Regions from separate parts of the Mus musculus genome. Here region 1 is linked to region 2. The links are chromatin loops, found by intact Hi-C in ENCODE. Cell type or tissue: heart. All regions are shown on one strand.

Region 1 (5,000 bases), 88 kb before region 2:
TTCTAATATTGACCAGGTGGATGGTGGAGCTATTTAGCAAATGGATATTTCATGAATATTTAACCCTACATAGTGAGTTCCAGACAAGCCAGAGCTACACAGTGAGACCCTGCATTTAAAGAAAAGGTGTGTGATTTTAATGATAAGAAACCAGGGAGCTCAACAATGCCTGTGTGCTCGGCTTCTTGGGGATATGGTTCAGAGGACTGACTATGACTGTGCTCTTGGAACAAACTTGTCAGGAAGTGTCCCCAAAGATATGCTTTGCAGTTGTGTGCTCAGTGACTTGGCAGAATATTGTTCTGTAAAGCCCACAATATACCCTTAAGAATACTATGTTTCTCTGCTTCTTTTCTATCTGGCTGGCCCTTCTATTCTGCGTGGTGTCTGAACAGTCAAGGACTTGAGCCCTGGCATGCCCAGTGTGCATGGCTGTATTACCCCAGCGTTTACACATTTGCTGTCCAATAAGCATAATGGAGTAGTCTCTAAGCTCTTTCTTGTTATATTGCCAGCTGCAGCCAGGGCCACCTACTGCAGCCAGTTTCTGGTCTACTGTGTTTCTTGCTTTGTGATACTGCTCTGTAGCATGTATCACCCCTGATTTTCTGTCTCTGACTTCTATTCTTGTCTGCTGTTGACACTTTCTCTTCTTTTGCATGGCTGATCACTTCTCTGACTAATTAATTATATTTTTGTTTTGTTGAGGTCCTCACAGAATGCTAAGAGAGTCAGGGTAACCAAAAAAATATGAATTCTACCCAACAAGCCTGCCTGGCCATCATCTTCTTCCTTTATTGTCTGCTCTGATGGACCGGTACACGTCATTTTTGTTACTGCGTGTCCTTTTGGTGGCCAAGTGTTGTTGAATTCACAGAAATCTGCTGGAACAGCCAGAAGGCATCCTCTATTTCCCTTCTCATCTGCTTATGGAAGGAAAGAGAATAACCCATAAAAGAAATATTCAGAAATACTCAGACACAGGCAGTTTTCTGTGAGACATAAGCAAAATAGTAATTAAATGAAAAATTAAGAAATTTCTCCTGGTTTTAGGCTTATTATTTCACTACAAGGGTGGTGTTTCCTTGAATGACACTTGTCTGCCTTTCTTGATACCAGCAATGATTTTTGGCTGCAGTGAAAGCAGACACCCTCCCCTCTGTCTGCTCATCTTGCCCTCATGCATATCCCCTCTGCATTTCCTGCTGTCAGGGAAGCTGGAGTCGGCATGTCGGTCTGTCAATCATGTTTTTATTTTTCTCTTTGCAAACAGTAGCAGCACACATATAATTCAAAACCTTTAATACTTGAAACCCACTGAAGCAAAAGCAAAATGAGAAACAAAATTGGCCATGCATGAAAAAATAAAAGGAAACGAAAGCACTTGATTAGTGTGGTTCAACACTGCACACAGTTGTTCAAGACAGGGCTGTGGCAGATGAGTCAACAGATACCTAGAGTAGTCTCAGAATTGGGTAGCCATGCGCCAAGGGCAAAGCTGGGAGGGGGAACCTAAAATGAGTTAGTTCTTTCCCTAGAGAGAGAACCTTGGTAGGAACAAGGCATATGGGTACCATTCTGACACCGTCAGTAGATTCAGAGTTGGGCTAATACAGGGCTGTAATGCCAGGACTAAGTTATCTATGGCCATGAAGATGCTATACCAGCTCCAGTCTAGATTCTAGAGCCTGGAGCCCTGGTTTGTAACTGAAAACTCTTACTTTTGTTCACAAATTTCTACATCAGCTGAGCTTTTCTGCTGCTTTTGGCTCTGCTCTCTTGTGCTTCCCTGTGCACTTGCAGTCAGCTAGAGCATCAGTAGGGGGTTGGCTAGCCTGAGATGACTCAGCCCTGTACCATGTTGTCTCTCCTGTTTTATCAACTTAATGCTGAACTTCATGGCATATGAACAAGGTTACAAGAGAAGGGATAGAAACATGCAGAGGCCCTGATGACCCAAGTTTAAGTCTCAGTGGGAAGAGAGTTAGGTACAGGAGAGAGGGCGAGGGAGGCTGCTAGCCGAAGGCAGCAGATGCAGCCCACACTTTCCATACACTCTTGTGCTTGAGGAGCTTGGCAGACCCTTGGTGCAGGTTGAAGACAATTCAGAGGTTCAACAGTAATTGCCATTCTGAGGAGATGCGCTTTACGGAACTGCACTTGGGGTGGAATCCTTCTCCAAGCTTCTTCCCAAGAACCATGGACAGGTTCTCTCAGTAGAAACGAAAACTCAGAGGTGAGTTGTGGGCCACAGGACAAAATTGCTTAAAGGTGATAATCCACCTGATCTTCAAGAGAACCGGTACCTGTGATCCCCCTGTGAAGTCCAGGCTTTTTCGGAGATAATGGAACTTGACATTCAGTGAACATAGGCGTGCCTTACCTGCTTGTCGGTGGGCGTGATCAGCAGGACTGGCTTTTCTAATGGAGTTGGGCTACTTCTTCCACATGCTGTGTGGCTAAGTTAGGCTGCCATAGTAGGTCCCCACATGAGTAGCATCTGCAAGGTCTACTACAAATCCATGTTCTTAGCATCCCCACCTCCATTAGGCCCCACGGAGCAGGAACTCTGGGGTTGGAACCTAGCAGTCTCACCTTAATTCCTGTGCATGTAGCGTTTTTGAGATCTGAATTAGAATTATATGGGTTTTGACAAACCTAGAGAGTTTTTGTTCTTGTTGTTGTTGTTGTTATTGTTGTTCTGGTTTGCTAAACAACTTTAGAATAAGCACAAGGTTTCCAGTTATATTTGAATTTTGTATTATCAGTGACCAAATTACTTTTTATAAAGCACATTTGCTTTCCAGATTTGTTGTTGATCTGAAAAGGAATTTTAACTGGTGTCATGCTTTTTCTTTTTTTTTTTCTCTTTACCATATCCCTAGTAAGAGATGTCAAAAATTTAGAGTCAAGTCAAAGAACAATCTAAGTCTTTAATGGACTAGAAATTCTAGAAAGAAAGGTTAAACTTTGACTTGATGATCCCAGAGAGGATACCAAAGGTGAGATGAAATTAGAAATTTTTATTTAAGGGGAATGCTGCTGAGCCATTCCTTATGGCTGCTCAGATTAACCTAGAAGACCTGTTTCTTATGACAAGGCAAGGCTTCCTGCCATAAGGAACTTCTGTGTGGGTTCTGAGCAAGTTTTGTGATCCTCACATGTGATCCTTCAGATGTATTTAGAAGCCTCCTGTGATTGGAAGGTAGCTTGGCTGAAACCACCTTGTCAGACCAGCTGAGAGAGACCTTGCCCAGTGGGAGGTTGGAGGGGCTGACTGCCAAAACTATCTGGATGTGTAATATTTGCATTATAAAAACGGAAGTTCACAGCCTTTCAAGTTGTTTTTCAAGCTTGAGATTGTCTGGAGCTTGGCTTTCAGGAAGTAAAGCAGAGGTCTGGAAGGGATGTTTTGGAGGGGCTTGAGCCTCCAAGGTTCTGAGCCTCCGCCATTCCTAAAAGTGTGATCTTAGACCAGTTTACTCCTTAATTTTCTCATCTATGAAATTAAAGTTCCGATTAATAATTATGTCATATGTTCTTGTTCGTTGAATTTATTCATGTGAAATATGAGAACAGAAACATACTCTTAAGTATTGTTATCTTGTGAAGGACTGAAATCTTTGTGTCATGGGCACTTCGAGGTTGTTAAAGCTGAAAACTGGTGTTGAGTGGAAGTATATTGTCTTATAGATGAAGAATTGTCCCTTGTGAGCAATCATGCCCCATCCCCGGCTGTGACCTTTCACCTTAAGGTGTTAGCTTGAACTTACAGGGGTGTCGCTCTGTGCTACCACTGAGTCTAGTTACGAAGCTTTCCTTTTTCTCTTCTGAGATGAACTTTCCCACATTTTCCAGAAACCCCCAAGAGAATTGTATTCATTTCCCATTGCAAATTGAATTCAATTAAAATGCTATAAAAGAATGCCATATAATGTCACGGAGAACAAAATGACATTTCCAAAATATTTTCAAGAAACTTGAACTCCAAGTCCATTTAGTTCCACTAGTAAGGAAATGGAGTCATGGAAAAATTTTAATCTTACAACCAGTTTAATCACAGTTAGGAATCCAATTGAGATCGGGCACTTTTAAATTTCAAAGATGGAAATCAAATGATTTCTGGCACACTGAAGAGGAGCTAATACTGGCCATATACAGTGCAGAGTTTCTGACTACACTCAATTGAAACCTCATGTAAGACGCCTCAGGTTGGTACTAGAACAGTCTCCTCAGCACCTGAATTAATTACTAAAGTGACTGTTTAAGTAAATTCTTGTCACGTTGCCGAAACGTTTAACTTTTCTCTAAAGTGAAGCAGCATTCTGAACCTGCAGCGTAGTGTGCACTCAGTCCAGGAGAGCCGTAACACTGTCAGCAATGGTTGTTACTTTTCTTCAGGGAAGGAAAATGTACTGTAGTACCTCTGTCACTGGACTTGGACAGGGCGTTCCCATTGTTCTTCCTAAGTTTGTGAGGGCTCTGGTTAGTTGTGAAGTGCAGCAGCCAGACTGATTCAGCTAGCTCTCTGCATGCCAGTCAGTGCCTTTCTTAATATCTGCTTCATCTGAGACAGCCACCTCTTTCAAACCTGAGGATTTGGATAGGCTGTAGGCGGGGCAGTAAGCCTTGACTTCTCTTCTTGCAGAATGCTATTCTATTCCAGGCCTGTTCATATGATAGACATAGGATTTTACGAGGGGCAAAGAGACAGTAAGAGGGTTCTTTTATTATTTTTCATTTATTTATTTTTATTTATATGCGTTGATGTTTTTCCTACATGTATATATTTATACCACAAATATACAGTATGTATGATGGCCAGAAGTGGTTGAATAATCAGGAACTAGAGTTACAACGTTGTGAACCACCATGTGCCTCCTGGGAATGCAAGCCAGGTCTTCTCGAAGAGCAACGAGTGCTCTTAACCACTGATGCAGCTCTTCAGCCCCAAGAAGTTCACTTTTGAAACAAGCCAAGTGACCAAGGCTGGGAATTAG
Region 2 (5,000 bases):
ATATTAATCTGTAGAGATCTTGAGTGCTTTGGCTGAAAGAAACTACTTGTGCTTTGCTTTCTGGCCGTTCTCTCAATGGCTGAGCTGCAGACATTACATGTCATCTGTTGGTGGGATGTCATGGAGCTTGTTATATATACCCCAGCCATTAAGGAACGGGCTGCTATTAAGCCCACATTTCATAGCTCTGTGACTTCCCTTAACCTATCGCTTGTCTAGTGCTGTGCAGACTAGCACATGGACAGCATCTGGAGGAAACAAATAGCAGCCTACCTTTAAAAGGATTGCTCTAGAATATCCAACTCTACTAGCAGCAGGCCTTTTTCTTTTCACTAGGCTTTCATTTGTTTATGTAATGTTTTATTATAACCGACATGCACAGGTTTGAAAATTAATAGAAGTCTTTTGTTGTAAGCCTCCAAATTTGGGGCAAAAGAATTTACTATCTATATCAACATGTGGCCTGGAGATTGAGTTTAGTGTCTGGGTATCCAAGGGCTTTGAATGTCTTAGGAGCATTCCACATTTCTTTCTCTGACCAAGGAGGGAAACAGGAAGAGAGTTTCCAGCACTGCATTTGATTATTGAAGTGCTTGAATCTCCTCCGAACTCCTAGACTATTATGCTACAGAACAGTCTGATTGTTCTGAAAAACTCACTTCTCCAAACATTTAGGCGAAGCCAACTTTCTATTCATCCAGACTCCAGAAGGACCGAATTTAACTCAAGAGAAATTTTCTGACTCTGAGCGAGTCCTTCAAATTGTTTTCAAAGAGTGTCTGCAATATGTGTGTGTGTCTGTGTGTGTGTGTGTGTGTACATGCCTCATTTTACATGGCTGTTTGGTGAGTCAGTAAAGCCCAGATGATTCAACTTTCTCCAAGTTCAGGTTGCAAATCCTTATAAAGTGTTTTCTAGTCATTTGACTGTGAAAATGTGGCTGTGTTTTTTCCAGAGATGCAAGTCTTATATAAGACATCCTGGAAGCTCAGCTTGTGCGGTCTCCAGCTGCTCTCTGCCATGTAAACAGCCTAGCCTTGCCACTCGCCACTGATTTAGGCTTGTGCTTGACTCCACTTCTCCTCCCTTATATGGTATCCTGAATAAGGTGGTGGCCAAACTTTTCACCTGCTGTCCTCCTCTCAGCCGCTCTGCCAAGACCACCCACACCTCCCTGTCACACCCCCAACCATCCCTTATATTATTCAACTTTCGTCTCTGCAGTATATCCAGAGCACAATTGCTTCTTACTGCCACTGTTGTGTGCTGTGGTCCTGACCAAAACTATATCTCCTCTTCTCTCCTGTTCTTCTCCTCCCCTCCCCTCCCCTCCCCTCCCCACCCTTCCCCACCCCTCCCCTGCCCTCCCCTCCTTCCCCCCCCCACCTCCTCCCCTCTCATGTCTTCATCTTGACCTTGCCCCTTATAGTCCATTCTCAGAATAGCAGCTGAAGATAAGCCTCTTCAGATCAGGGGCTTTCATCACGTGGGATGCTCTAAGGCCTCCAAGTCTCTATGAAATCCAGCCTCATCTGCTTCCCTGCCTGCCTTCACCTCCGTTTTCCTCAGCCATGTTTCTGTCAGATCTCTGTGGATATGCTGGCCGTTTGCTCTTTCCCCTGTTATAAAGGAAGGTTTTACGTTTGTTGTTTGTTTGTTTGTTTCCCTGTTTTTTTTCCCTGGTTCTCTTTCCATCCCTACTGGACTATTCACTACCTACTGCAGCTCCTGTCCTCTCAACACACTTCAGCCCTTCCCCATTCGTTCTTCTTTCCAGAACAGTTTCCAGCCTTTTGAAAGTGCTCAATAAACGCATGCTTACTGAAGACAGCTATGCTGGCCAGGCTAATATATCCTAACCCAGCTGGTTAAGATGACAGTAGTCTTGCCCTAATTTTTGGGAAATGGGTTCCAGTATCCCACAGTGAATTCCTAAAACCACAAATGGTACCAAGCTCCGCATGCACTTCTCCATTGTTTCTTCTTCCTGTAAATACATCTGATTAGGTTTAATTTATGTTAAAGGAAGTCGCAATACATAGTGAATTGTGAACAATAGATTGTGATAGAATTGCCAACATCAGTACAGTTATGCATGAGGACATTATTAAGTAAAATAGGGACTTATTTGAGCACAGCCCATCTGATAATGAGGTAGCGCTGAGTGCCCAACAAGAGGGCGGTACATCCCAGTTGTTTAGAGCAGGACAATATGGGATTTGATTCTGCTACCAGAGGGTGTGCAAGTTATAACTTATGAGTAGCTTGCTTCATCCATTTTCATTTAATATTTTCAGACATGAGCCACTAATATCATTGACAGTGAAATAAGGGTAAGGGGGTGCCACTGTATCAGCTCGGTGTTGTACACTTCGATTTTATACAGACTCGCTGAGGAGGAGCTAGGGAAAACGGTACTTGACAAGCAGGCTGAGAAAATGTGATTTGATGGCAGTCCAAGGGGAACGGAATGATCTATAATCCCGGGGTGTTATTTTTAGAGTCATTTTTCAGGATGTAATGAGATTGCTGCCACTGAGAGTCCATGACAGGACGGGAGGTTTCGATGCTGTTCTCTTGGCTTCCTCCCAATCAGGATCACCGTAGCCTGCTTACCTCAATACTTCCTGTCCCTCCACTTAGAAAAATGTCGCTTTCCTTTCCTCTCCTGAAAAGCCCTCTGTTAAAAAAGAAATGCTAACAAGTTGCTGCCACCTTTATCCCAACCCCAGGGTGCTGCTGGGTAAAAGGTGTGTCTTCTCTGTCCTGTAGCTAGAAACACTTGAGAAGAAGCAACCTCATGCTGAAAGCTTTGGCCCTTTTTCCAAGAAACTGTAATTAAGCTTTTTATTCTTCCTCCCTGATTCCTCCTCCCTGAACCATCTTCATCCCTCTGCTTATTATTTTATCATAGGCTATGCAAATTACTTAGTTAGCACGCTTACATCTTATTTACTTAGAAAACCAACTCTGGTTTGTTTTTGTTTCTTTGTTTGATTCTCAGAAGGCAGCTAGCTCAGGAGGGTTTCCATCTCCAGCAAATAGGAGTTCAGATGTCAGTTACAGCTGGTGCTGCACAGTGCAACCCCAGTCACTGTGCTGTGCGCCAGGCTCAAGCACATCCCACATTCAATGCTTCCACACATAAATCTGCTATTTTATAGCAACTCGAATTTTCCTTTGATTATAGAAATAAGCTGTTATTGTGAGGTTCAAAATGCAGAGATTGGAACTGAGTTCAGGCAATTTCCATCCCGCTCATTATACTTTCTTCAGGTTGTCAATATTGGGAGAACTTCGTAAATTATACTTTGTGACTAAGTTACCAAATAGGCACTAGACTAATTACTGCAGAAATTAAGTTATGAAAAGTAATGTGTTCTTTTTTGGGGTTCAAAAATGATAATAGGGTGTGTGATTTATTGCAGGCAATACAGTATCATTTTAAGAAACTGAGTTGAATGTTAAAGGCTCCTTGCTTGCACTTGGATTATGTTGACTAACTACAGAGGTTCCTGGAGAAGGAAGGGATTTACTCTTTGTTTCACTGGGAAAACAAAAGCAGATCTCGCTTCCTTCTGTTGGCTCTGCTAACATCCTCCATGACCTCAAAGACCTCAGTGGAGTTCCTGCGTGGATGGCCAAGCACTGAGGAACTTCAAGGGATCAGACTGAGCTTCAGCCAGGGTCTTCTAGAGGTGCCAGTTCTCGGGCCCCTTCTTGCCTGATAGTGAGAAATCTAGATAAAGAACCTAGGAAAGTTTCAACAGGTAGACCTAAACCCAAGTCACCAATTTTCAAGCCCACAAGTGTTAAGGTAACTAGAGCATACAAGTAGACAAATGCAGCTCCCTGCCCTCCCAGCCTGAACATGAGTTCACCAAGGCAGAGCAAAGAAAGGCACCTGGGGTAAACCAGGGTCTGTGACTCTAGAAAGCTCACACTGGCTTCACAGGACCCCATTTTAAAATCCTTTCATACAGTAGTTTGTGTTAGTTTGGGTATGATATGCCCAGGGTCTTGTGTATTCTAGGCAAATGTTCTACCACTGAGCTAGACCCCCAAACATTACAATGGTCTCAATTTTCAGAGTATAGGCTAGCGGCTCCCAGAGCCCTCGCACCTCCCACAGAGCTTCAAAGTCATGTCCAGGCCCAACCTTGGGCCTTCTCAATCAGCAACCCATGTTCTGGTGATCCGATTTGCCCTCCACATGATTGTGCTGCACCCTGGAAAGTGTGGCTATGGGAAAACGGTCCACCAGTAGCCTTAATATCCCACCGTCCTATGGAGATCTAGGAGAAGGGGCATTCGCCTGCTGGGGTGAGCTGTGCTTGCCGCCTTAGGCAGCTGGCTGGTGCATCTGAACCTCTCTCCCCACCCTCAATATTCATTAAGTCTCTTCGTTACCTTGCCTCACAGTGAGGCTCAAACATAACGAGCATAGAGGATGTGTGTGGATCTGTGTGCATGTGTGTGTAGGGTGTATGCATGTATCTGTGTGTGGGAGAAGGTGTGTGTTTATGCTATGCATCTGTGTGTGTGTGTCTGTGTGTGTCTGTGTGTCTGTGTTTCAGGGGGAAGGATGTGAGAGGAGTCTCTCTCTCTCTCTCTCTCTCTCTGTGTGTGTGTGTGTGTGTGTGTGTGTGTGTGTGTGTGTGTGTGTGTGTGCTCGAGAGTTTCATGCTTCCAAAACTAGCAGTTGGCATTTTCGTGCCAAAGTGTTAGATCCCATGGGAAGACTGGAGTGAGCGTTTACGTTTCTCTGTTTGGCAAGGATCGTAGCTAGCTTTGAGTGCCAAGCCTCATTGCATACTGAAGAGTCTATGGAGGTGCTGAAAGGTCATGACTTGTGCTCAGCAAAGAATGCCTTGGATGCTTTACCTTCTCAGGAGATTATTGTATGGTAAGACCATGGGGGTCAAAGTATGGTCAGGGTACAGCAGGAGCCAGTGTCAGAGTCACCAAGGCAAAAAAAAAAAAAATCATTGTGCCAAGAT

Evidence for each region. Hi-C counts contacts between places; a loop is a spot of excess contacts. Peaks named below come from ENCODE experiments on the same cell type or tissue, not always from the same donor. Only the 100,000 strongest peaks of a DNase experiment are listed, where the experiment ranks them.
Region 1: it touches region 2 in a loop (1.9-fold over the local background); 3 of 42 quality-filtered maps call a loop at or near these places.

Annotation. Positions count from the first base shown.
Region 1 is chr2:135,825,383-135,830,382 of GRCm38, forward strand. The region is part of intron 3 of Plcb4 (phospholipase C, beta 4); the gene reads left to right. Among named protein-coding and RNA genes, the nearest start is that of Gm14210, 15 kb to the left of the region's middle. In heart, no CTCF peak of the experiment used is centred here; no DNase peak of the experiment used is centred here.
Region 2 is chr2:135,913,579-135,918,578 of GRCm38, forward strand. All of the region lies in intron 7 of Plcb4 (phospholipase C, beta 4), which reads left to right. Among named protein-coding and RNA genes, the nearest start is that of Gm14210, 100 kb to the left of the region's middle. In heart, no CTCF peak of the experiment used is centred here; DNase peaks (open chromatin) are centred at 2,583 and 3,613; H3K27ac peaks cover 1,413 bases.